Regions from separate parts of the Homo sapiens genome. Here region 1 is linked to region 2. A link is a loop called in an ENCODE intact Hi-C map of the cell type or tissue named here. Cell type or tissue: heart left ventricle. All regions are shown on one strand. Each heading gives the region's core, and the rest is flanking DNA. Links, peaks and the distances in the headings are about the cores only.

Evidence for each region. A loop is a pair of places that touch in the nucleus more often than their neighbours do. Peaks named below come from ENCODE experiments on the same cell type or tissue, not always from the same donor. Only the 100,000 strongest peaks of a DNase experiment are listed, where the experiment ranks them.
Region 1: it touches region 2 in a loop (2.8-fold over the local background); 3 of 110 quality-filtered maps call a loop at or near these places.

Annotation. Positions count from the first base shown.
Region 1 is chr7:15,962,235-15,974,646 of GRCh38, reverse strand. No RefSeq gene overlaps it. Among named protein-coding and RNA genes, the nearest start is that of CRPPA-AS1, 240 kb to the left of the region's middle. In heart left ventricle, for the core only: no CTCF peak of the experiment used is centred there; no DNase peak of the experiment used is centred there.
Region 2 is chr7:16,061,178-16,073,589 of GRCh38, reverse strand. No RefSeq gene overlaps it. Among named protein-coding and RNA genes, the nearest start is that of CRPPA-AS1, 140 kb to the left of the region's middle. RefSeq lists a silencer at 10,872-11,166. In heart left ventricle, for the core only: no CTCF peak of the experiment used is centred there; no DNase peak of the experiment used is centred there; H3K4me3 peaks cover 1,585 bases; H3K27ac peaks cover 3,793 bases.

The DNA of each region.
Region 1 (12,412 bases), core at 4,876-9,875, 100 kb after region 2:
TAGTTTCCCCTTAAGGAGGCATTATTTGTTCTGATGTGTCTAAGATAGCCACTTCTCACTGTCTTCTTAATTTAACTATTTGCTTCATTCATATCATCAGATTGTTGTCAAAAATTTGGATGTACTAAAAATAATTTTCATATCCCTTAAAACCAAGAACATCCCTGCCATTCTCAAATTCTTGGCAGTCTACAGAAAACAATCTTTTAAGGTATATTTTGAGAGTAAAATAAGTGGAAAATTTAGATTTTATTGGGGTGAGTTCACTAATAGGTTGCTTGGGGGCAGTGTATATAAAAGACATTAAAGTAATTGCTAAAATTTACTATAATGTTATTACATTAGTTGTATGTTATCTAATATGTATCATCTCATTTAACTTTACAGTAATCTTCTTATTGCTCCCATACTACAGATAGGAAAACTGAGTCTTAAGGAGGTTCCTTCTTGTTCAAGTCTGCTTGGAAACAGGCAGAAGACAGAATTCAAATTCAGTTTCAATTCTTAAGCACTGTTCTGTGTTACCTTCTTAAATACTGCTTCCTTTTCTACTTTACTGAAGTGTTAGTTCCTCTTGTGTATGTACACAGTTTTGAAAATTATCACTAGCGTTCATATCAGAGATTTTATTGGAAAAGTGAAGCAGATGGTTTATTACTTGTGAACACCAGCTCTGGAACCATCATGGTTTATTACTTGTGAACACCAGCTCTGGAACCATCATCAAATCCCAGGACTACCATTTCCTAGCTGTGGGACCACGGATTAGTTACATGCATTTCCTGTGTTCAGTTTTCAGGCCATATAGCCATGCTGTTGAGGTTAAATGAGTTAGTATTTATAAAACCCAAACAGTGCCCAGTAAACCATATGCAAAATAGGTGTTTTATGATTATTACATATGTCTGTCAATATCATATTTACATATTTAAATAAATCATAGCCCATTGATAAGCTAGTCCAGCTCAGCCACCCAAATGGTGCAGAAAGTCCTTTTCAGAAGGGTAAATACTAAAAAGCCTCCCTGCAGCTGACTCAGAGAAGTCTCAGTCCAGAGCAGGACACAACAAAAAAAGTGATGGTGTGTCCCATTGACTCATAAACGTTTAATTCAAACTTTGACTCCCTTCTCTCTCCTCCAAAAAGAAATTCAAATTCATATTCTTGACATAGTAGTCCCATTCTGAACTTCATCTTACATTTCAACAGCTCTTTGGGCCATCTCAGTTGATACAGTTCAAATTTCCTGCTGGCCAGGTAGCACTAATATCTGCGTTTCCCATTTATTCCCTCCACATCATCTCAGCGCTTTCTTCGCTGAGGAGGCATTTCCAGATTTGGAGTGAAAATTGAAACTATAGAGCAGTAGTTGGGGGTAGAAAGGCCAAGAGCGCGGAAGGGCTCATTAATCAGGATCCAGAACTGCCACTGATTAGAACTCGGGGAAGTGGGGCACATTCTTCCTCCAGTGTGAATGTGGAAGTGCTTGGCCTCTCTCATCTTTCTCTTTTCCTGTGGTGACTCAAAAAATGTGCAAGCTTTGGCTCCTTGCCAGTGGGGTGAATTTTTTTTGTTGTTGTTTAAGGAAAAGTGTAAAGTATTTTCACATTAAATGAAGAACTTCAGACATCTCCAGGAATCTGTGCATTGATGGCTTGTTAAAATTCAACAAAGACCCATTTATACTTTAAGAGAACCTCTTCTTCCTTTGCTGGGTTGCCTTGGGGATTTTCATTTCTTTCTGCAACACTACTCATTTTGTCTTAGCTGCTCCTAAGAGGAATCATGGCCAAATGCATTTTTTTAAACCCTCAGGTCTCTCTTGTTTTTATTTAATCTTATCTGTGTTCTTAGTATTCATACTTTTTCTTTTTAAAAAAGATATATGAGTTGATTTTAATCACCTAGTCCCCATGTCAGGGGTGACACAAACATTTATTTCTGACTTTCAAAATCACAGGAGATTTACCTAGAAGCTGATTTTCTCTGAGTTTATTTGATTCTTCATTTCAAGTGTTGTAAGACCTCCTACATATATTCAATTTTCTCAAGAGTTTTCAGGAAATACATAGGAGAACATATTCAAATGAAAATTATTCTCACCCCCCTATATTTATGTGCCTTTTTTGGTGGTGAATAAATCTTATTCTTCATAAGAGCAAGAAGATTGTAAACTGTCACAAGCTAAGTTTCCATTTGCTACTCTACTGGCCAGCAAAGTGCCTTGCCTATGTGAGGCACTCAAAACATGTTCTTTGAGGGAATAAATGAAAAAATAAAAGATGACAAAATATTCAGCCTCAAAAAGCAGTTTTGAATTGGGTCTTTCATCTTTTATAATTAAGCACTTGACTTTTTCTCTGGCCCTGTTCGTACAATTAACTATATACCACACACCTTACAGGAAAGAAACAAATGTAATATTTCTTATTAATATGGTAGACTAACACCAAATTTCTAGATAATCTTGGGTAGAGTGCCTGGAAGATTGAGATCATGGCTGCAGCACAGGCGTTTAGTGCCACATGGCAGGCTGGCTTGTCTGTAATTGTGCCAACAGTAATCTCCCACTGGTGCCACACTCGACTCCCAGGCTTCAAAGCAACACGTAAAAGAGGATTTATCTTTTTTTTTTTTTTTTTTTTGAGACGGAGTCTCGCTCTTTTGCCCAGGCTGGAGTGCAGTGGCGTGATCTCAGCTCACTGCAACCTCTGCCTCCCGGGTTCAAGCAATTCTCCTGCCTCAGCCTCCCGAGTAGCTGGGACTACAGGTGTGCACCACCACAGCTGGCTAATTTTTTTGTATTTTTAGTAGAGACGGGGTTTCACCATGTAGCCAAGATGGTCTTGGTCTCCTGACCTTGTGATCTGCCCGCCTCGGCCTCCCAAAGTGCTGGGATTACAGGCGTCAGCCATCGTGCCTGGTCCCAGGAGGATTTATCTTTATTATTGTTTGAGAGTTCCAACTTAAAAACCAAAAGAATATTTAAGTGAGTTTGTTTTCTGTCCATTGACATTTGATTAATTCATCTGGAATAATGTAAACTTTATGTGCATGACTATGGGCAGTTTTTTAGCTATATAATAGAGGATGTCAATAATACTAATCATATAATTTAATTGTCTGAAAAATTAGGTTAAATTATATGGCAGGCCTCGTACGAGAACTTTAAACTATAAAAATGAAAATGCTTTTTAAAAGTATTTTTAAATACTCGGCCTGGTGATGAAGCAGATGCACTTGTTGCTCATTGACACTTCTAGGTAATCTGTTCTCTTTCACTTGTACATATTTGCAGCTTTAAAGCTCATGCTGGGAGACTATACATTACCCTTCCTTCCTTTTTTCGCTCATTTACTGGCCTCCAGGTCACTCTCTCTTTTTCCTTCAGGAGTTTAGTTTTTAGGTGAAAGTTGCTCTTCTCCAAACTATTCCTGATTTAATTCTTTGTGATTTCAAAACCTATTTTCAATCAGTTTCTCAGTTCTTTGACATCCTCTTCTCTTAAATTATCACCTTCCATCTACATAAGACAATTCGTACTATGGCTGCACAGTATAGTTTCTTGTTTTTACCAATGATTGTTAACTTCTTTAAAGATGTCGATTTCAGGCATTTCTCTCTATGACCACCACTTGTCTTTCCAGTTCACTCCCACTGTATCCCACTGGGGCTGAAATCAATTGCTCATACCACTTTTTCCTTGTCCATTACTGTAACTTTTGGTCCTCTTATTTACTCACCTTACATTCCATGTTCTATCATTATAATAATCTTCTCTCCTTATTGTCTTGTATCTGTCTTGACATTTTCATCCCTGGCTAACCTGTGATGAAATCCATCTCTCTACCTACTCCACATCTGCTTTTGTACTGGTAGACATGGCTGTAGAAAAACACAACCATAATGATTGTCTTCTTTCAACTTTATGACCTCTAATTTCAAGTGGGTCCTTAATGCCACCTGACAATCTTATTTCTTCACATCATTCATTCTCCCACTCCCCCTGAAAAATATTTCATACTTTTTATTCTCTCTTCTAACTTCTAATACTTTCTCCTAAACCCTAACTCCTAGCTGATGACCTTGCTTCCAGAGAAAATAGAAACACTCAAAAGAGAGTTTCCACAAGCTCCTGCCATCATAACAAACCACATACTTGCATGTGTTTCTTGGACAGTGGATGACTTAAGGGTGTTCCTATCCAATGACAATCTCTCCATGTGGCAGGAGACTGCTTGCTTTCTCTCCTACTTCAAGACATTCTTCTCCTTCCTGTATCATTTCCACCTACTTTCTACTGAATTGTTTATGTCAACCTATAAACATGCTCTTATTCCTCCCGTCTGAAAAGAGGATATTATTGCTTCCATCCTCCCACTCAGCTACCATTGATTTTCCTCATTTCCTTTTACAGAAAAACCTTTCAAAATATTGTCTAAATTCATCCCCAATTCTACTCCTACCTTCTTTTTTAAACCTTCTCCAAATAAGCTTTTGAACTCACTACTCTAATATAATTTTCTTACCAAAAGTACCAGCAGCCTCCATATCACTAAATCCAATGGTAGGTTCTTATTTTTTCACCATCTTACTTAAACTTTTACCAGATTTTGATACAGTTGATCACTCCCTCCTCTCTAGAAGTTGCCTTATGTGGCTTCCAGGATACTACACTCTCCAATTTTTTTCTATTTCACTGGCTGCTCCTTCTTGGTCTCCTTTGAGGATTTCTCTTAATCTCTCAGAACACAAATTGTCAAAGTACCACAAGGCTCAGTCCTTAGACTCTGCTCTTTTCTCCCTATACTCACTATTTTGACAACCTCATCTTTTTCATAATTTTAAAAATCATTTGATTTTTAAATGGCTTATGCCTCTCTTCTCAACTTCAGCTCTCTTTTCTTAGATATTCAATAAGCATCTGCAATTTAGCAAGTCCAAAGTTACACTCCATCTTTCTCTTCAAACCTGCTTCTCAATGAGTCTTCCCCATTTCCATAAATGGCAACTCCACATTTTCATTTTCTCAGACCTAAATCCTGGGATTCATATGTGACCTTTCTCCTTCTTTCATAACCTGTATCCAGTCTGTCACCAAGTGCTGCTCACTGTACCTTTAAAATACATCTATAATCCAACCAGTCTGTACTCTCTTCATGGCTCTTAGTTCATTCCAGATCATTATCAATTTTGGTCTAAGGAATTGCAATAACCTCCTAACTCGTATCCTTGTTTCTGCCTTTGTTATCCCAACAGTTTATCATCGATATAAGAGATTTATAAAGCATAAATTCATACATGTCACTCTTTTACACAAACTCTCCAATGTCTTCTCATCTTAAACAGAGTAGGAATGAGTTTACAGTGTTCTACATAATATGGTCTGTTCAGGGCTCTGTGATCATCATCTACTTGTTAATCTATTTCGGCCACATTCACCACCTTGCTCTTCCTCGCATGCTTCACTCATAATCTATCTTCAAAACTGTTGTACTTGTTTCCTTTACAGAACAATTCTCTATCACAAGTCCATCTAACTGTATTTCTGTCTTTCTTTATAGATGCATTTAACTATCCTTCTCTGTGAAACATTTCTTGGTCACAATATTTGATATTCCATTCTGTTTGTTTATATATTCATTTCTTAATTTTTTTCCATGACATCTATTCATATATCTAGCTTATTATACACTTTACTTGTTTATTTTACCTATTATCTACCTCTATTGGGTAGAATTTTTGCTCCATTCTGTTTTATGAACTACTGTACTTCCTAGAATAATTCCTGGAACATAGTTGGCATTCAGTAAATATTTGCTGAATGGATAACTGAATGAATTGATGAGTAAGTATAGCAATGCTTCTGATTACCTAATGGCAAAAGCCAGTATTGAGATTCTGGGGGAAAAATGACTGCAACAGACAAAAAAGAAGAAAAATTCTCTTTGAGTGTTTAAAAAGATGACACTGAAATAGAAGGGTGTACCTGGTAATTGTGTTAGTATATTAAAGAGCTAAAACATATGTACAAATTATGTAAGATTCTTTCCTATATTTACAGCTATATAGCTTACATGATAAATTATGAAGAACATTTGTTCTTCATAAGAGTTTGACAGACTATTAAGGTGAAGTTCATTAAACATCAATTTTACAGGACAGAAGATTTGTAAGGCTCTTCTGGCAATAACAGAAATAAAATAAGATGACTTGGAACATCGTATATAGAGATTTTCATTAACTTGTTGGTGTTATTCCTTTAAGTATTACAATTAACTAACTTCACATTTAGAGCCAAAATGAAGTACCATATGAGGTGGGAGATTTGTGCCCTATGATACAGATTTTGCGCTTGGATTTTATGTAGACTCCAAGATAATTTAGTTAGTCCTTAAAAGTTATTTTACTATAATCGGCTATTAGCACTTTATATACTTGCAGAGTTTTGTACCACATTATTAATCAGTCTATGCTCCCTCTCCTGCCAGTAAGTCTTGAGTTCCTTTAGAAGGTTGAATCTTCTTTCTTTCAGGGAGTGAAAAGGAACCAGAGACAGACTGAAGAATTCCAAAAGCTGTCCAAAAAAAGAAAATTTTCATAGTGAATTAGCAGAAGGAGGAGAAGGGAAGTGGAAAAGAGCGGCCGCATGAGTTCATGGGCCTGGCTTTTTATCATGCCTACTCTTGGGGCCACATCAGTGGCCTTGCTTTCATGCCAGAAGCAGTGCAAATCATAATTAGAATATAGAATATTGCAAAGAAAGGGGAAAAGGCCCCATCTGTGCAGCCACTTTAACTACAAGCCCAGAATCTGTTTTACAGCTGAGGCACAAAGACGGTATTAATACATGTGGTTAGTTCCTTCTCTATATATACTGTAGATTCATTGTGTCTGCTTTTCCTAGGTGGAGCAAACACAGACATACAATATTTTGTTCTCTTTTTGTTGTTACACTTCCTTTCTTGCCAGATGCGGCAAACCCCTTCCTAAGCCATTCTGTCTGTACTGCTCTGCACGTTGACACCCATCAGCTTGCAAGTGAGCAGGGCTGTCAGCACTGGATATTTTCTCCTCCATTGTCACTGGTCTAATGACATCCTCTGGTTTATGCACTTTTCTCTCCAACACCACCATAAGCTAGAATAACTCACTCAGTCTGGGTGTTAGGCACTTCTCCTATAATTCATGCCAAGTAAAGGAAATCCGTAGACTTAAGGACAAATAGTGTAGCATATGTACAAAGTACTGGGCAGTCTCCATGTGTAAACTTTCTATTAAATGTAATGAAACAAAGCATCTCAATGTGCATGGTTTTTTTTTTTTTTTTGCAGATAAGTAATTAGAGATGAGAGATCTTCAAACAATAGGGCCATTATTCCCAAAATCACCATGGGAATGAGTGAAAGTTTCATATATTTAGGTTGATTTCAGAGTCTAGAGTGCTATGGGAGCTTAACAAATGATTGTTAATTATTATTTAAGCACCAGTTTTGACCGAATCATAATGCTAATGGATCTCTTTGGGAATATTCTTTAGATAGCCATCATTTATCTAGACTTGATATCAGGCTTTGATTAAATGTGTTTATTCCAGTATCAGCAAGAAAATGTCTTACACATTTTTATACTTACAGAAGACAATAGGGCTCAGCACATAGCAGGGGGTTCAAAAATATGTTTTAAACAGTTGAACTAAATTTGTGGGATTTTTACAACTCTTTGGGTTTTATTTTGGCAGCTAAAGCCAACTGAGAGCTGTGTTCTTGCTGCTCTAAGAATGATTGCATAAGAACAATGTTTTAGGATTTTTTTTTTAGGACTTTCGAAGTACTGCTATCTGTCTTTAGCAGTACTTGCTCTTTTTGGGAATTTTTCTTTGTTTGGATGGGTCAAGTCAATAGATACAGTGAGGAACAACCTTCAGGACATAGTGTTATGGATGAAATGTTTTCAGCGTGTTCAGTTTTTTTTTTTTTTTGGCAGTCAAGTTTATATATATATAAAGTTCTGGGATACATGTGCAGAACTTGAAGGTTTGTTACATAGGTATACATGTGCCATGGTGGTTTGCTGCACCCATCAACCCGTCATCCACATTAGGTATTTCTCCTAATGCTATCCCTCCCCTAGACCCCCTACCCCCTGACAGGCCCTGGTATGTGATGTTCCCTTCCCTGCGTCCGTGTGTTCTCATTGTTCAACACCCACTTATGACTGAGAACTTGCAGTGTTTGCTTTTCTGTTCCTGTGTTAGTTTGCTAAGAATGATGGTTTCCAGCTTCATCCATGTCCCTGCAAAGGACAGGAACTCATCTTTTTTTATGGCTGCATAGCATTAGTGCAGTATTTTGGTTTTACCTTCAATAATGATAATTCTGTAACTGAGATGATTGTTTAAACCCAGGTACGGTATATTTTAAGGTTGATACTATTCTTGTGTTTCTGGTTAATGACAATGCAATGGAAAAACTGGGCCATGACCGACCGACCTTCCTTCCTTCCTTCCTTCCTTCCTTCCTTCCTTCCTTCCTTCCTTCCCTCCCTCCCTCCCTCCCTCCCTCCCTCCCTCCCTCCCTCCTTCCTTCCCTCCTTCCTTCCTTCCTTCCTTCCTTCCTTCCTTCCTTCCTTCCTTCCTTCCTTCCTTCCTTCATGAGTCTCACTCTTTCGCCCAGACTGGAGTGCAGTGGCGCCATCTCGGCTCACTGCAAGCTCCGCCTCCTGGGTTCACACCATTCTCCTGCCTCAGCCTCCCGAGTAGCTGGGACTACAGGTGCCCGCCACCACTCCCAGCTAATTTTTTGTATTTTTAGTGGAGACGGAGTTTCACCGTGTTAGCCAGAATGGTCTCCATCTCCTGACCTCGTGATCCGCCCACCTCGGCTTCCCAAAGTGCTGCGATTACAGGCTTGAGCCACCGCGCCGGGCCTGAACCATCTTTATTATAATCACATAGCATAGTAGTTCTGTATGCATTAATGTGAAAATCACCATATGAGTAGCATAATTACATGAAAATGGAGCCAATTAACAAAAAAGAGAGGAAAACGTGGAATAAAACACAATCAAGATTGAAAGAAAATCTGTTAAGAAATTTCTACAAAGTTATAGGTAGAACAATCTCTGAAAAGGATCAGACTATGTCTGTAATGATGTTGAATTTTAAAAAATGCTTTGTGTTCTTCACTTGAATTAGAAATGTGGTTGATTTGGGCTTGAAGGCTGAGTTTAGGTTTCTCTTACATGTCTGAATCACAACTGGATCATTTATGTCTTAAGGTTCTTTTAAAACAAATTTTGTTATTATAAAAAAAGAAATTCTTAAGAGCTTAACATTGTCATACATGAAAATTATTTTGTGCTTGCTAAGGAATCACTTTCTTATTTTGGTTTTAGGTAATATAAATGTCAAAATAAATATCTATCAAGAACTTGTTTTGTGCAGGCATTGTGCTGAGCAACTTCCTTCATTTACATTAATAAATGTATAATTTTAAATCAGTGGTCAACATTTTTCTCTAAGGCTAATACATCAAAAGCCTTTTCTACTAAAAGAAGAAAATAATTAGCCTTCTTTAAGTTGATTTCCTATGCTTTTTGAAACTACTGTTGAAATCTGCATTTTAGTCCATATTCTTTTATTAGACATAATAGTATAATACTTATCTGATATATAAAACACACACTCATCCTTTGATCAATAAAGAATTTATATCAATATTGATATTGTTCATTGTTCTGTTCATTTTTGCAATCACTAGAAAGATGAACGGAGCTAACTGTCAACCTTCAGTCTTATAACTAAGCTATTGCAGTGTTCTCTGCTTACATCACATAGCCTCGTACATGGCAGACTCAACACCACATGTTTACTACAAAATTTACTCTTCATGAGGACAATTCTTTCTTTTTAGCTTCCTTGAATTTTGTTACAATTTGGAGCAGACACTATTGTTGCCCTGCCCAGTCCCTCAGATCTCCCTGTAACCAGTCTGTGTGCCAGATTGCTGCTAATGGTTGGAACCTTCACCTTTAGATGTTTCCTCCAGGTGCTGATGCTGCCTCATCTTTAAGATGTGGAAATGCCTGAGTTTTATATCTGTGTGTTCATTTCACCACATCCAGTGGCATATCCATAGATAATGACTGAAATTGCCTCCTTGCTTAGGTTTCATATCTTGTGTTTCTCATTCACTATTGATTTCTCCCAGTATTACTTGTGAAATAAACCACTTGGATGTAAATCGTTGGCTGAGTCTGCTTCACAGAGTAACCAACTAAAGGCCGGTATTACTGAATTCTGACAAATAGTAAATGAAATGACAGGTCATTTTTGCTCTGAGATATTTAAGAGCCAATGTGCCTCTTCCATCTCTTTTCTCCTTTGACAGCAACTTTGGAAGCCATGTTTTAGAAGCATCCTGTGGTCTTGGGTCATGATGTGATGCAACATCATTCTGGAGAACCAATTTACCTCCTTAAGACTTTGGTGAATGATAAATAAACCTTTATTATGGGAAGCCACTGATGTATCAGGTTGTTTTTGTTATTTACTATAGTGTAGCCTAGCCTATTCTTGCAAGTAAGAGCCTTTTTTTATATTTATATATTAATATTTTATTCCCTCCCACTAGATTTAAAGAAGTATGCATGTGACTTGTATAACTTTATATACTTCTTAATGCCTAGGGCATAGTAAATGTCCTGTATTTACAGAACATTTGTTGAATGGTTGAATGCTTAAATGGATTAACAGGAAAAAAAAGAATTGAAGCTACTAAATCTACATATACATACTTATAAGTATATGAGTATGTGTGTGTGTGTGTGTTTATCTTTAAAGTAGAATAAGCATTTTCATAATCCAGGTAGATTAGCTCTTTCTTCCAATATGTTAGAAATAGCTCATATAATTTACCAAAGTAAATATAACCATGTAAATATAACTTCATAATTGTTATGGTTTTAGGATAGAATTAATACCCAGACTTCTTTCATAAGTGGTCCTTAGAACTAAACAGTACAGTTCCAAAGAGGTGAGTTAGAAAGTTCTGCGAGAATCTAACCAAATTTATTTTTCAGATATTATGCTATTTTCTTGGCCTCTGATCTTGGGGAAGTGTTGGCACATGGCTCCAGTTCCTGCTCTTTAGATTTGTTTCCTGAATGGAGAAACCCTGGGCACTGTTTTCTTTTGTTCTGGTGGTTAATTATATTTCAGGGTGGTACTTACAGGGCAGAACACTTTTATAGCTATTTACCTCGATCTGGCCTGCTCTGCAAATCCTTGTTTCACTTGTGGTCAGTGAACCCAAACTCTGGAGAGGTTAGCTTCCTACCCAAACTGCCCACCCAGGCCGGGAGCTTGAAATTACCATTTGCTTTTCCTGTCAATTTCATCTTTTTCCATTTGCTTTTACCCTCCTCTGGTTCTCATTGAGTCAAACCCAGCATGGTTTTCCCTTAGTTAACTGCTGTGTTGTTCTAGGCATTAATATCATTGTCAGCACAGTTGTGTGAACAAGTTTTATTGGTTATTTTGGATTTTTTTCTGCCAGTAGGAAGACTAAGCCTATTCTAATAGCAATCAAATGCCTTGGAGAACCATTCATTTCATATTTGTCACTTTCCAATTCCATTGAAGAGGGTTGCAGCTTGCTGTTTAGAATGATTACTACTTCTGAATAAACGTATTAGTAGAACATGAGTAGAAAAAATAGAAATCTCACTCTTAATTCCATCACCCAGAAATAAGCACAGTTAAATTTTTTGTATAATTTTTAGCCTTTTCTTCTTAACATTTGTGTATAATTGTATACACATAAAACACACGCATCCATGCTCAAACATGTTTATATTGGGATTGTACCACATATGTAATTTTCTATTGAGTTATTTAATTTACACATTATTATAGAAATTTCCAAAATTTTAAATTATTGTTAGTATGATTTCTCATGGCTAAAACAACTTCTTAAGTAGATAAATCACCTTATATGCAAACCATTCAGTTTTGATACACATATGGAATGTTTCTCACTTTTTAATGAAACTCACTTTATTTTCACTTTATTATGAAAACATCCAGATTGTTCTTATATATTGGTTTGTGCATGTATAATTATTTTCTTAAGATCATTTTCTAGAACTGGGTTTTCTGGGCAAAAATATTATGAATGTCAGCTTTAATGTCTCTTCCTTTACTGTTTCAGATTTCTTTCCTAGATGGTTTTGGCAATTCCCATTTCCCCCCTTTTATAGCAATACATTATAATAATTATTGTATTTAACCTTTATTAAACAGATTAAAATTAGGTGTCATTGTGGATGTAATTTGCATTTCTTTAATAGTCATCAAATAATTTTTTCATAGCTTTTTGGTCATTTGTAATTCTTTCTGAGCAACCAGTCT
Region 2 (12,412 bases), core at 4,093-9,092:
TCCCTCTTCCCACAAAAACACTTCTTTCAGCAGCAGATAATCCAAAAGACAATAATTGTCATATGGTACAAATGGGAATTAATACATGTTGGCAAGCCCAAGCATTCATTCTGGGGCTTCATCTTCATCAACAATAAGCATGGCTTAAGTATCAACTTAGTTGTAGGTTCTGTGCCAACTCAGAGAGACAGGAAGATTTTTTCTGCTCAAAGGGTATATAATATAATGGTAGGAATTTGAGGAAAAAAAGTCTTTATCCTATTTTTCAGCTTTTTTGAGGTATAAATGACAGAAGTTGTATATATTGAAAGTGTACAGTGTGATGTTTTGAGATACATTGTGAAATGATTACTGTAATCAAGTTAATATCTGTATCAGCTCAGAAATTTACCTTTTGTGTGTATGGTAAGAAGACTTAAGATCTACTCACTTAGCAAATATTAAGTATATATTAGGTTGGTGCAAAAGTAAGATTAGTAACAATATTATTAACTACAGTCAGCACAGTGTACATTAGGCCTCCAGAAATACTCATAACTGCAAGTTTGTGACTTTTGACTAATGTATCCTTGTCCCCACCCCTGCCTGACCACTGGTAACCACTCATCTACTCTGTTTCTATGAGTTAAACTTTTTTTTTTTAGTTCCATATATAAGTAAGATCATGCAGTATTTTTCTTTCCATTTCTGGCTTATTTCACTTAGTATAATGTCCTCCAGGTCCATCCACATTGTCACAGATGGCAGGATTTCCTTCTTTTTGAAGGATGAATAATATTCCATTGTATACACATACCATATTGTCTTCATTCATTGATGGACACAGGTTATTTACATATCTTGGCTATTGTGAATAACACTGTAATGAACATGGGAGTACATATGATACTTCAAGGTGGAGATTTTATTGCCTTTGGATATATACCCAGAGTGGGATTGCTAGATTATATGATAGTTCTATTTTTAATTTTTTGAGGAACCTCCAGTTATGAACCCTTTTATTTTTATTTTTTTGAGACAGAGTCTTGCTCTGTTGTGCAGACTGGAGTGCAGTGGCGCAATCTGGGCTCACTGCAACCTCAGCGTCCCGGGTTCAAGCAATTCTCATGCCTGAGTTCCCCCGAGTAGCTGGGGCTACAAGTGTGTGCCACCACACCTGGCTAATTTTTGTATTTTTGGTAGAGATGCGGTTTCTCTGTGTTAGCCAGGCTGGTCTTGAACTCCTGGCCTCAAGATGATCCGCCCACCTTGGTCTCCCAAAGTGCTAGGATTACAGGTGTGAGCCACTATGCCTGGTAGTATGAACCCTTTTAAATTGGGAAGATGAATTCGACCATCTGGTGAGATAGACATACCTTGAGTCACTTTACTCTGACAAAATCTTGCTGTTTTTTACACATATTTTTGCTTCACCCTTTGAGCGGTGAGTCTTCTGAGGCCTTTTAGGCTTCACACAGGGCTCTCCTGCTGCTGTGGGCTAGCAAAAATAATAAGTTGCTCGAGATCTTCCATGAAATAGAAATTAATTATATAGTTTCATACAAAGAGAAAAACATTTTAAAATTTGAATTAAACATTGTTGGGGCATATTTTCTACGCTCAAACTAGTGTCTATGGGATTCAACACGCAGTTTTGGTTGTGATTGGCAATGGCATATATAATGGCAAAGAATATAACCATTTGATGTTTCTAATTTCATGGATTATTAATAATGCATTCTTATTTTGTTACCCCTGCCTGAAACAACCTATTTTAAAATGGCTTCTTAATGTTACTGATTTTCACATTTTTAGTAGCTACTCTCGTTCTGAGATATTTTAAAAATATACCATGAGGATTGGCAGAATGGGAAAGAGAGTATACTCTTCCCAGTTTCTTCATGAGGCCCAAGAATTACATGGTACAAAGAGTGGAATTTGGATTTATTATAGACGTAATTTCCTAACAATACTTATATTAAGATAGAAACGGTAGCTTTCCTGAGGGAACGACACTTAGGCAAATCATAAGCTGATTTACTCTAGAATTTCTCCATCACAGGGTAACCTGCAAAGAACCTTCCCATTCAGGAGGGTGAGAATCATGAAACTCAAAATGCACTGGCGCCTGCAGGGAGGTTGCTGAACTTTCCATTTAAAAAATGCCCACTAGAGGGAGTATAACATCATAAATTCCTTTTGCTTGTTGCCTTGCTTCTGGTAAACTGGCAGGAAAGCAAGATTCGAGTGCAAATATCTAGAATCTTTTATATTCTAACTTTTTCTCATTCACATTTTATTAAATATTCTGATGAGCAAAGAAAAACTGACAGGAAAAATTAGTATATACTATGTAACATTAATATGTTTATATGTGAAAATTCAGAATTTAAAATCATTGTCTCGAAATGAAATATAGATTATTTGCATCTAACAATGTAAAGCATCTTGGAGTAGGAGAACGCTTCATCAAATTATGGGGGGTTTGTTGTTGTTTTTATTTGCCATGGATATGATTAAAATATTTACCTGTTAGTCTGTCATTTTCTGTTACAGTGTTCCCAGATAAACTTTTTTACTGGGCAACTGTTTTGTTTACATAGTAGCAAAATCAAATGTTTAATTCTCAAGTTTAAAGCAACAATCTGCTACCTGCCTTAGGAAAAATAACAGTTAGTATTTCTCAAGAGTAAAAGCACTTCTCCTAGAATGAATGGCCTGTATTTTAACTTTTTTTTGTATTTTCATTAAATATTTTATATGTTTTTCCTGGTTTCCGTAAATTGAAATACGGTCAAATTCTAACATAAGACTCCAAGTTCGATTTTGGATTGCACTTTTTGTGTTTGATCATTTGGAGATAAACTAAAAATAATTTCTATAATTCATTCTGAAACATTGAGCAATGAAACAGCATTTTCAAAGTTCGAAAGGAAAGTCTTTATGAAAAATCGAGATGCTATTAGCTCCTTATATATTAAAGTACATTTTAAATTTGAATTTACATAATTTTCAGCAAGGAAAAAAGCACATGTATGGTTATTTCAAATTTATTTTTAATGAAAAAACTTAATTTCTTATGATCTTAGCTGTTTGAAAACCATTTCTAACTGATTTCTTTTTTTAGTTACCTATTGTTATTATCAGTGGCCACAAGAGTTTTTCACTAACTCCTCCAGTTACTGAATATTGCTTCTTCTATTTAAATGAAAACATTTTTGTTCTCTTTTCCATTGCAATAACACACACACACACACACACACACACACACAGACACACACACACACCTTTGCAATTGATGTGTCAACAGGGAAACAACAAAGTTATTTTGATTGTACATTGCCGTTTAATAAGTGACTTGGGATATGGCTGCTCTTCACATACTTTTTTTACATCTGCCTCTCCTTTCCTGAATGATTTTAGGACTAGGTCGGCTCCTTCGTTACTCCCCTTTGTAAGTAAAACCATACCTCCAACCTACCTCAAAAGCCAGGCTTACCCGTCACATTTTATTTTACTTATGTTTAGAAAAGTTCAGTATGAAATTAGCACATATTGGTTGTAGATAAATAAAAACATGTAAATTGTACTGAAGGATAACGATTAAAAGGTAAACAAATATTTTTTCTCCTTCCCTTTGACCTTGCTGTTCTCTGTGCAGGTTGAAATCTCTTCCAATATTTTCTAGCACATGCAATCCTGTATATAAACAGGTTATTATATATGCATATTTCCTTAATTTTTTTATAAAAATTGGGTCATATGAAAAATATTCTTCAGTGGCTTGACTGTATTTTTAAGATGTTTCCGTGTCAGTACTTACAGAAGTACTTCATTTTTATGGTTGCATAAAATCCTATCTTTTATTCAGACTCCAGACTTCTATTAATATATATTAAAATTGTTTCCAGTATTTCATTATATCAAATAGTGCTGCAGTGTAGAAACTTGAATAAACACCTTTGGATTTTGTGCTTTTTCTACATTTTTATAAATAAAATCTGACAGATATTGAAAACACAGCTGGCTTGTTATTATTTAGATTTTATTCATGGCCTGACTACCTCCACAAAGCTTTTAAGATGTCTGTGTTTTATGTTGTTCAGTGTCTCTGAAAGATATTTACTTTTATCAAGAAAACATGTTGGTTGCCAACAATCAGATTTCAAAACAAAAAAATGCTAATTTCTCTAAGTGCATCTTTACTAGAAAGTGAAAGAATTATTTGTCTCGATAATTCAGGTGGAAAACTCTTACATAAAAGATTGGAGGGAAAAAGTTCCCTTGCTGAATTAACCAGAATCACTGTGACTTTAGATCAGGTTGATGGAATATGAGGTTAACTATTGGATGTTAATATTTTTGTATATGGCAAGCATTGAGTGGTTAGGTAAAAATGCAGTAGGCACATACTCTGGAGTATTCTGGAGTAATTAAAAGCAACAAATGACATGTAGACAAAATAACACGCATATATTATAAGAACACTGTTGAGAGCTTAAAAGTAACAATGAATAACAATCTGTATGAATCAATAAGCTTCATTGATTATTAGGTTATAAATCAGTGCACTTTACACTAAAATACAAAATGCTACATATTCTATAAGAATTCATAGAAATTCAATGATATCAAATACAGTAGCATGGTTCTGGAAGGGAAAGCGAATGGGGATTGGGGAATAGGCGTCAAAGATCTTTTACAAAAAATAAAACACAAAGATGGTGTTCTTGTGTTTTTGGGGACATTGAAGTGTCGTTTTCTAGAAATAAATGGTTCATTTGCAATGAACACTTTCTAAATTGTCTTGTGATGAGAATTTTTTTTTTTCTGTCAAGTTGACGTTTGTTGGACTAGGGCAGAAAAGATGCAATGCAAATGTTCTTCAAATACAGAGATGGGAAGTAGTGTCCAGCAACACTCTTGTGGCAGCGAATGATGGTGTATTTTGGAGACAACTACAGTTGAGAGTTACTTGTGTTCTGCATCCATCTGGGGCATTGTTCAAGGTGGTTACACTTCTGGAAATATGAGAGGTACATGACTGTATTACAGCTTTCTTACAACGTGACCTCAAAGTAAAGGCACAAGGATAGCCCAGGTAGCTAGCTCTCTGAACCTTCATCCAGACTATATGAAGAGATGTTCCAATGGCTAGGAGCTGGACCTGAGACTGGGTAAAACTGTCCAACAGGCAAGGCTTAGAGCCAGGGGGAACTAAAGCCTGCATCCTGAGTGAGTGATAAAAACCAACAGCTAAAACTTACGTAGCACTTATTATGTATCTGTCACAGTTGTAAGCACTTTAAACATAATTGTTGAGTCTTCACAACAAAGGTATGGGGTTATGAATGAGGAAAATGAGCAATGGAAAAGTTATTTGCTGAAGATCATCCTATTATTTAATAGTAAACAGTTGAACTGGGATCAAAATTCAGACAGATTGCTAATGTCTATGTTCTTACCCAATATCGCCTCTGAAGAAGATTGGGGAGGGGCTGAAATAATACCACCTGCTTAATGTCTTAGGCTCTAATGGACTTGCAGAGACATTGTGGAATTAAATCCAAGGATCTGCAGGAAAGGCTGTTAGGCTGTGGGTAATAGGGTCAGAAAAAAGGAGTTGGTAGAAATTCCTCGAGGTGCCACTCTGTGGAGGGAGGAGCTCTGAGAGCCCTCCAGTCTATTTATATATTACCACGGTTTCAATCCACGGCGTTACTGGAGCCATAGAGTGGATTTTGGAATAATAAGGGCACCAGTGTGAAGGCAGCCAAATCAGGATTCTCGAAACGTGATACTCTTTGTTTTGGTGAGGTTGGCACCCCTCTCTGCTTCTCCTTTCTGGATGAATAAAAACCCCAAACATCATGAGCCGGATGTTTGAATGTTTTTAAACCTTGTAATTTTGTAAATTGTCTGTTCCTGGCCCCTTCCCCACCCTCCCACCCCAGCTGAATGTCACGATGTTCTTCCTTTCTGTTGACTTTCGAATGAAGAAACTGTGGTTTGAGTTTGTTTTCTCAGCAAGGTGATGGCAAAAGGATACTTATGGTGTTGAAGAATTTTAATTTTCCCTCAGACAACTAGGATGTATAGTATATTTTAAATCCTACTCTCCAGGATATCTGCCTTCTGCCCAGATAATAAAATTGATCAGATGTTTTGAGGTTAAATAAACTGTTGTAATAATCTGGCAGCTGCCTGCTGGTTGTGGTTTTCAAAAGCAATTACTCACTCTGGAGTCAACTTTGAACTCTACATTTTAATTGAAAAAGCTAATTGTAGGGTATTGCTCCTGATTTAGCATTTGATTTGGCAGATTAGGAAGTAAAAAGACATGTGGAGGGGAGGGGAGGGGAGAGGAAGAGAAAGTAAGCAGGGGTGTTGCTGAGCTCAAATTCCTGTTTACTTGTGAGTGTTTTCACACAGGGTACATTGTATGCTAACCGGAGAGAATGCAGTTGGACTAAAAATCTCTGAGGCATTCATCTGAGGCTTGTCTGCAAAATCCTTATTTTTGGCTTATTTGCTCACTCTCTCTCACCCACACATAGAGAGAGACATGCTACATATGTTAGTGTCTTAACTGTAATTCAAATCTGAAAAGAATTTTTAAGAATATTATCAGACCATCTCTGATGAGAAGCTTATTTCCTAAAATGTTGGAGATGCGAATGGACAGAGATGGCTACTCACTTTCCCTAAAACGCATCTAACGATTTTACTAAAATTCAGCACAATATAGGAATTGTTCATTTGGATGCGCAAAAGAACAAATCAAGCCTCTATTGGAATCATTAAGATTCTGAATAATTAGAAAAAAAGAGACAGCTACACTCATATTTTCCATCCAGGTCAATTAGTAGCATCCTTAAAATAGCCAGAAAATAGCTGTGAGTGCCAAGCTGAGAAGAGTGAGAATTTGCATTTCTGCAGTTTTTTTTTTCCTCATCGAAAAGCAAACTCAGTACTGTTAGGTTGACCTAGCACAGATGATATTGTGCATTTTAGAGATACACATTCTTTAAATTTAAAAAAGGCATATGTGTATGTATGTGACTGCTTCAGACTTTCTGCTCTGAGATCGATTGACAAACTCCTAGGAATTTCCTGTGAATGTGATAAAATGTTGACAGTCCAAATTAGAGCTGAAGTGAACAGCATAGATACAGGAATACATTAATTTTATAAGATGTTTTCAAATACTAGTTATGTGTCATTTGGAAACTCAGATTAATTTTAGACCTTTTATGGAATGCAGATTTGGCTCATCACAGTTCTGTTAATATTTTATTGACTTCATAAATATACTTTAATCCCTATACATCAGCTTTCTGATCTGTAAGAAGATAAATATTCTTCCCACATGTTTTGCACCCAGAGCTCCTCTGTTGAAATAATAAGCAGTGTTGTAATACATGAATTTGAGCATGGCTTCAGAATCTAATGTTCTCTTTATCAACAAAGAGTGGCTGAGATTTATTTGGTGTTTTAGTATCACCAAATTTGAAGATATTACAGTTAATGAAAAAAAGAAACATCTGTGTTGATATTATAAGAATTATTCTGAAATATGAATATCCCTGGAAATGTCAGCTGCCTACTACATAATTTCCAAGAGTCATTTTTGTGATCTTAATATTCAGAAGTCCTCAACTAAAAATGACTCATAAAAAGAAAGAAAGAGACCTTACAGATATGAAGACTCTGATTGAAAACATTTACTTCATTCAGAATACATTTTTCACCTATTTACTTACATATTATTTACCCATAGATCTCTACTTTTGGCAAAGTTCATCAGTTTAGAATGCAGGGGCAAAATGACTTCCGTGGTGAGATTTTAAAACTTTTTTTCCTGTGGGAGGAAAAAAGGTTGAAGAAAAAGTTAAGCTTTTTAGATAATATTATTAGTGGCAGAAATCAGAGACAATGGATTAATGTTTTAGTCATGGGAAATCTTCAGATCTGAAGAAAGGAAAAATAGTTACATAATGGTTTTTAAAAGTGCTATGAAATTGTCGAGGTAGATAGAATTTTCCCTTTTGATGGTCTTAAAATAGAAAGAAGACATGTTTAAAATGACAATTCTAGAGTCTGAATGTCAAGAACCAAACCAAACCAAAAACCTTTTATCATGATGGTATAATAGACATTTCAGAATGCTGGCTCTGGAAAAGCAAGGTGGGGTTGCATCTCCGGTATATTGCTTACTTTTGACCTTGAACAAATTACAAAATCCTGATAAATCTCAGTTTCTTCATCTGTAAAATACCAGGGTAATAACACCTATCTTTTTTGGTTATGGTTAAGATTAAATGAGTTGCTATTAACTGATACAAGATGAAACTACCAATGTATACTAACTGCTATTTTATTACACAGTATCTTTGTTTTTATAAGTAATGATAACCAAGTTTCCTCCAAATTGTCACAAAGGAATTATAGAAATCAAAATGCAAAGTCACGTTTGACATAAAAAATGAAGCTAATTTTCAGGAAACTTAAGAACCACAATCATATAAATTTCAAATTGATATTTAGGTATATGGATAGAATTTTCTTTAGTTGTCTGCACTTCTAGAGAAAGAAAAGTGAAGGATGAGAAGAAGCCAGAGTTTAAGGAATTCTTGCACCTCGTTAACATACACCATTATGATCAAATTATTAGAAATGAAAAAATACAAGCAAGGATAACCTCTTGAGGTATTTTCCCATGTTATTTCTATACAACATATCTTGATTTTAGACTTAGTGGGAAATTTATTCCTTTTCAAGGAAGATAAAAGATCAAAATTTTACCATTGACATAAATTAAAATTTTGTAACTACTGATGGTTAATGGGGTTTTGTTGTAAAGCCCATGCTGTAAGCTTCTATAGCTGTACTTATCCTTTTCTCTTGTCTGGCATAGAGACATTTCAAATATCTCACTGCCAGTTCTCCAATGTCACCTGAATTATTTCTCCTCACTAAAAAACTGTATATGTGTGTGTGTGTAGTATGCTGTATGGATGTGTGGTGCGTCTCCCTTGAGAAACTTCACAGAATGACGTGCAGGTCACTAGCTACTACTACCTGTGGGAAGATCAGGTTCACCGAGAGTGCTAGCCGAAGCAGAGGCATGACTCTTGGCGTCTCCGGTTACTTGGTCCATCTGCGCTCAGCTCTGGTGGAGGTTTGATTATGAAGACTGCATTTTGCCTTACAGACGTACACTTGAGTCTTATTGAGATAATTTGCTGCAAAGAAACTCTGGCTACTGCTCAGGTGAAACAGCTTTCTTTCCATAAGGTTTCACTTTACTGGAAGTGAGATTCAAGAATGCTGTTTAATGGGAAAAGAAGGATTTGTCCAAGGTGACTTGCTAGGATTTCTTTGTTCAGTCTATTTTCTTTCATTTCGAGTTGATTGAGGGACGTCAGATAGGATTCTTGTTTCACCCTGCATGCTTCTTGTCAACTATCTTGCCTTTCACAGCCTGACTACACAGGGACGTTTACAGCCTTCCAATGGTGTCTGCCAGACCTAGGTGTTATGCACCATACCTCCAGGGATCATTACCATATGGTATTTTAGGAGACGACACAGTTCATTTCAATGCAATTCAAATGAGCAGATTTCTTTTCTTTATTACACCATTGCATTTGGCGGCAATCCACCAGAGGCAGAGCCTAACTCTCAAAGGAATACTCTGCCCACTCTGTCCATTTAACTTGAAAATCTAGTCGGTTGATCACACATGTGCAACAGATGTGTGAGCATGCGTAGCGAAAATAAAAAATAAAAAATCCCAGCAGTGTACTGTGGGAAATGTAGCAGAACTACTGGAAAACAGGGACACAAAAAAGTCTGGTACTAAAACTTTGATTTTTGTTGTTGGAAGGGCAGTGCTTTTTATTAATCTTTCCTGCCTTTCTTGGGCGGAAAAGGTATACATTTCCATTATTATTTTGCAGTGATTACTCATGTAACGCTGGTAAGGAAAGTTTGTTCATTTTCACAGACTTCATCTTGTATCGAAATAATTCTAAATATTTTGACCAGATTTTCTTGGGCCCCTGCCTCTCAGGAACTGAGTGTTGGCACACTTCCACTGAAAAAACCACCCATTTACAAGAGAGGATATCAGAAATATACATCCTTTCATCCGTGCCCCACAGGCTTACATGGAAGGAGAGAGCACCAGCTGTTTTTCTCATGGTGAATAAGGGTTACTTGGGGAAATCTCTCTTCCTGTTTTTATATGGACAACTAAATTGTTGCAGAGCCAGTTAATTTTGGTTAGGTCAACAGCACAAGGTTAATTATTGGAACCTTCCTCTTTTTGCCTCTGTGAGAGTACAATATTAACATGAAATAGAAGAAAATGTAATATAGTGACTTATTCTAGAAGTGCTGTTTATTTGGAAAGTGTTTTTATTATACTTTCAAAGATTTTGCACATACTCAACTTTGTCTTCTAGGAAATAGTGGAAGAAGATTTTGATATGAAATTAGATTCAGAAAAAATTTTAGAATATGTTAACACATTTAGAAAAAAATGTATCACTTTTACTTTATAATGGGAGTATGTTTTAAAAGATAGAACAATTGGCTAACCTATGAGAGAACTTTGAAGTTATGTTTTCCTGCTCTCTGTTACACCTCAATTTGGCTTGCATGATTTTATACCTTTATCTAAAGGTATGTTACAATGTCACATTTTCTTTCTAACCTTGGATTTAATTAATGCATCAAAGGGTACATGGGTTGATTTATTTTCATGTATTATAGAATATTTTTATCCAGCTGTATAGTATTATAGAATTGCTTTAGAATAAAGCAATGATATCACTGTTGATATATTTCACTTCTGACTTTGGATTTGGTCAACATTACATATGGAAGGAGAAACCTACCCTGTATTGTTACGAGGATGGTTTTTCATTCATATCCTTATTGCTCTTAATAAACGTCCCAAAGAAAAATATTCTGCAGCAGCCACTCATAAAGAAGCAGAAAATGGCAAAACCACAGCATAGGAGGAAACCTATGTGAAAACAGTGGTTGTGTCTTCCTGGATACAGAAAACAAATAGAGCTTTTGAAAAAGCTTGCCAATAGATGCCTGCCAAATAAAATATTGTTTTATGAAGTCAGGAAAAAACTAATTTTAAAGGTTATTGTAGGTTATTTGTGGTCACTTCTGGTGTGCATACAGCATGATGTCATCCTGAACTCTTCTCTATTTATATTTCAGTCTTAGAGGTCTTTTGTCTAAGACTTGATCTCAGCTACTAGAGACATCTAAAATGCTCTTATTATTTGATACTCATAAAAATCTAGTCTGAAAAAATTAGACTAGGAAGAGAGTCCTGGCCAAGTCCAGACAAGAAATCATTCAGGCAGATCCATCTTCTGAAATCATACCTACACTGTAGACATCTTCACGGGACTCATTTGCTAGAGAACTTCTCAAGTGATTGTAAAGTAGCCATGTGTCCAAATGGCTCCACTAGTGAATTATTGCCTTTGAACGGGAGTAGATGGAACCTATGCCAGAGACATCTCATTTGAGGAAGGGGACCAGGGGATCCCGTGGGCAGTCCATTTTCTTTCTCCTTCTGAGTAGATGTAACCTATATCTCTGGTATCTTTCAATTTGCTTATGTGACCTCTTGCAGCAAGTTCTCTTCACCCTTGTAGTGGGGCCAATTCTTTTTTCTCTATGGGATTTTTTTTTTTTTTTTTTTTTTTGTCTTGGAAAACCCCTCTTTGTTGAGGTAGTTCTCAGTAAACCAGGAAATGTCAAACACTGGTTGAGGACAGACTAGATAGCCAGTGAGATGTTAGCAGTTGGAAATGGAGGAAGCAGAAGAGTGTCTTGAGGGGGAAAGAACCCACAGCATTTGGGTATTAGAAAAAACATAAAATGTAAAAGAAAATGCATGTTTTTAGTGGAAAGATGACACATTAATAGCCATACCTAGATAGACAGCTGACATCATTTGCATCATCCTCAAGTGTATTCATTCATTCAAAAAATGTTTTCACACGCATCTAGATGTACCAGGTGTATTGGTGTTAGAGAACAGAACAAAATGTTATATTTAATATAAATATATAAAATAAAAAATAAGTCATACAGTAGAAGGCATTAAGTGCTATGGGAAAAAAATGAAACAGAGAAGGGTATGGAGTCCTGGGATGGTGGGGTTGTAATTTAAAATTTGGTGGTCCAGTGACACCTCACTAAGAAGTTGACAGTTGAGCAATGCATAAAGTTGTGAAAGGAACAAACCATATAGTCACCTTCAGGGGAGTATTGCAGGCAGAGAAAAAGTAAACAAAAGAGACCTGAGCCCAGGGGACACGTGGTGTGTTGGAGGAACAGCACACCATATGTACTATGCCGGCCAGCATACGTACACCACAGTACTATGCTGGCC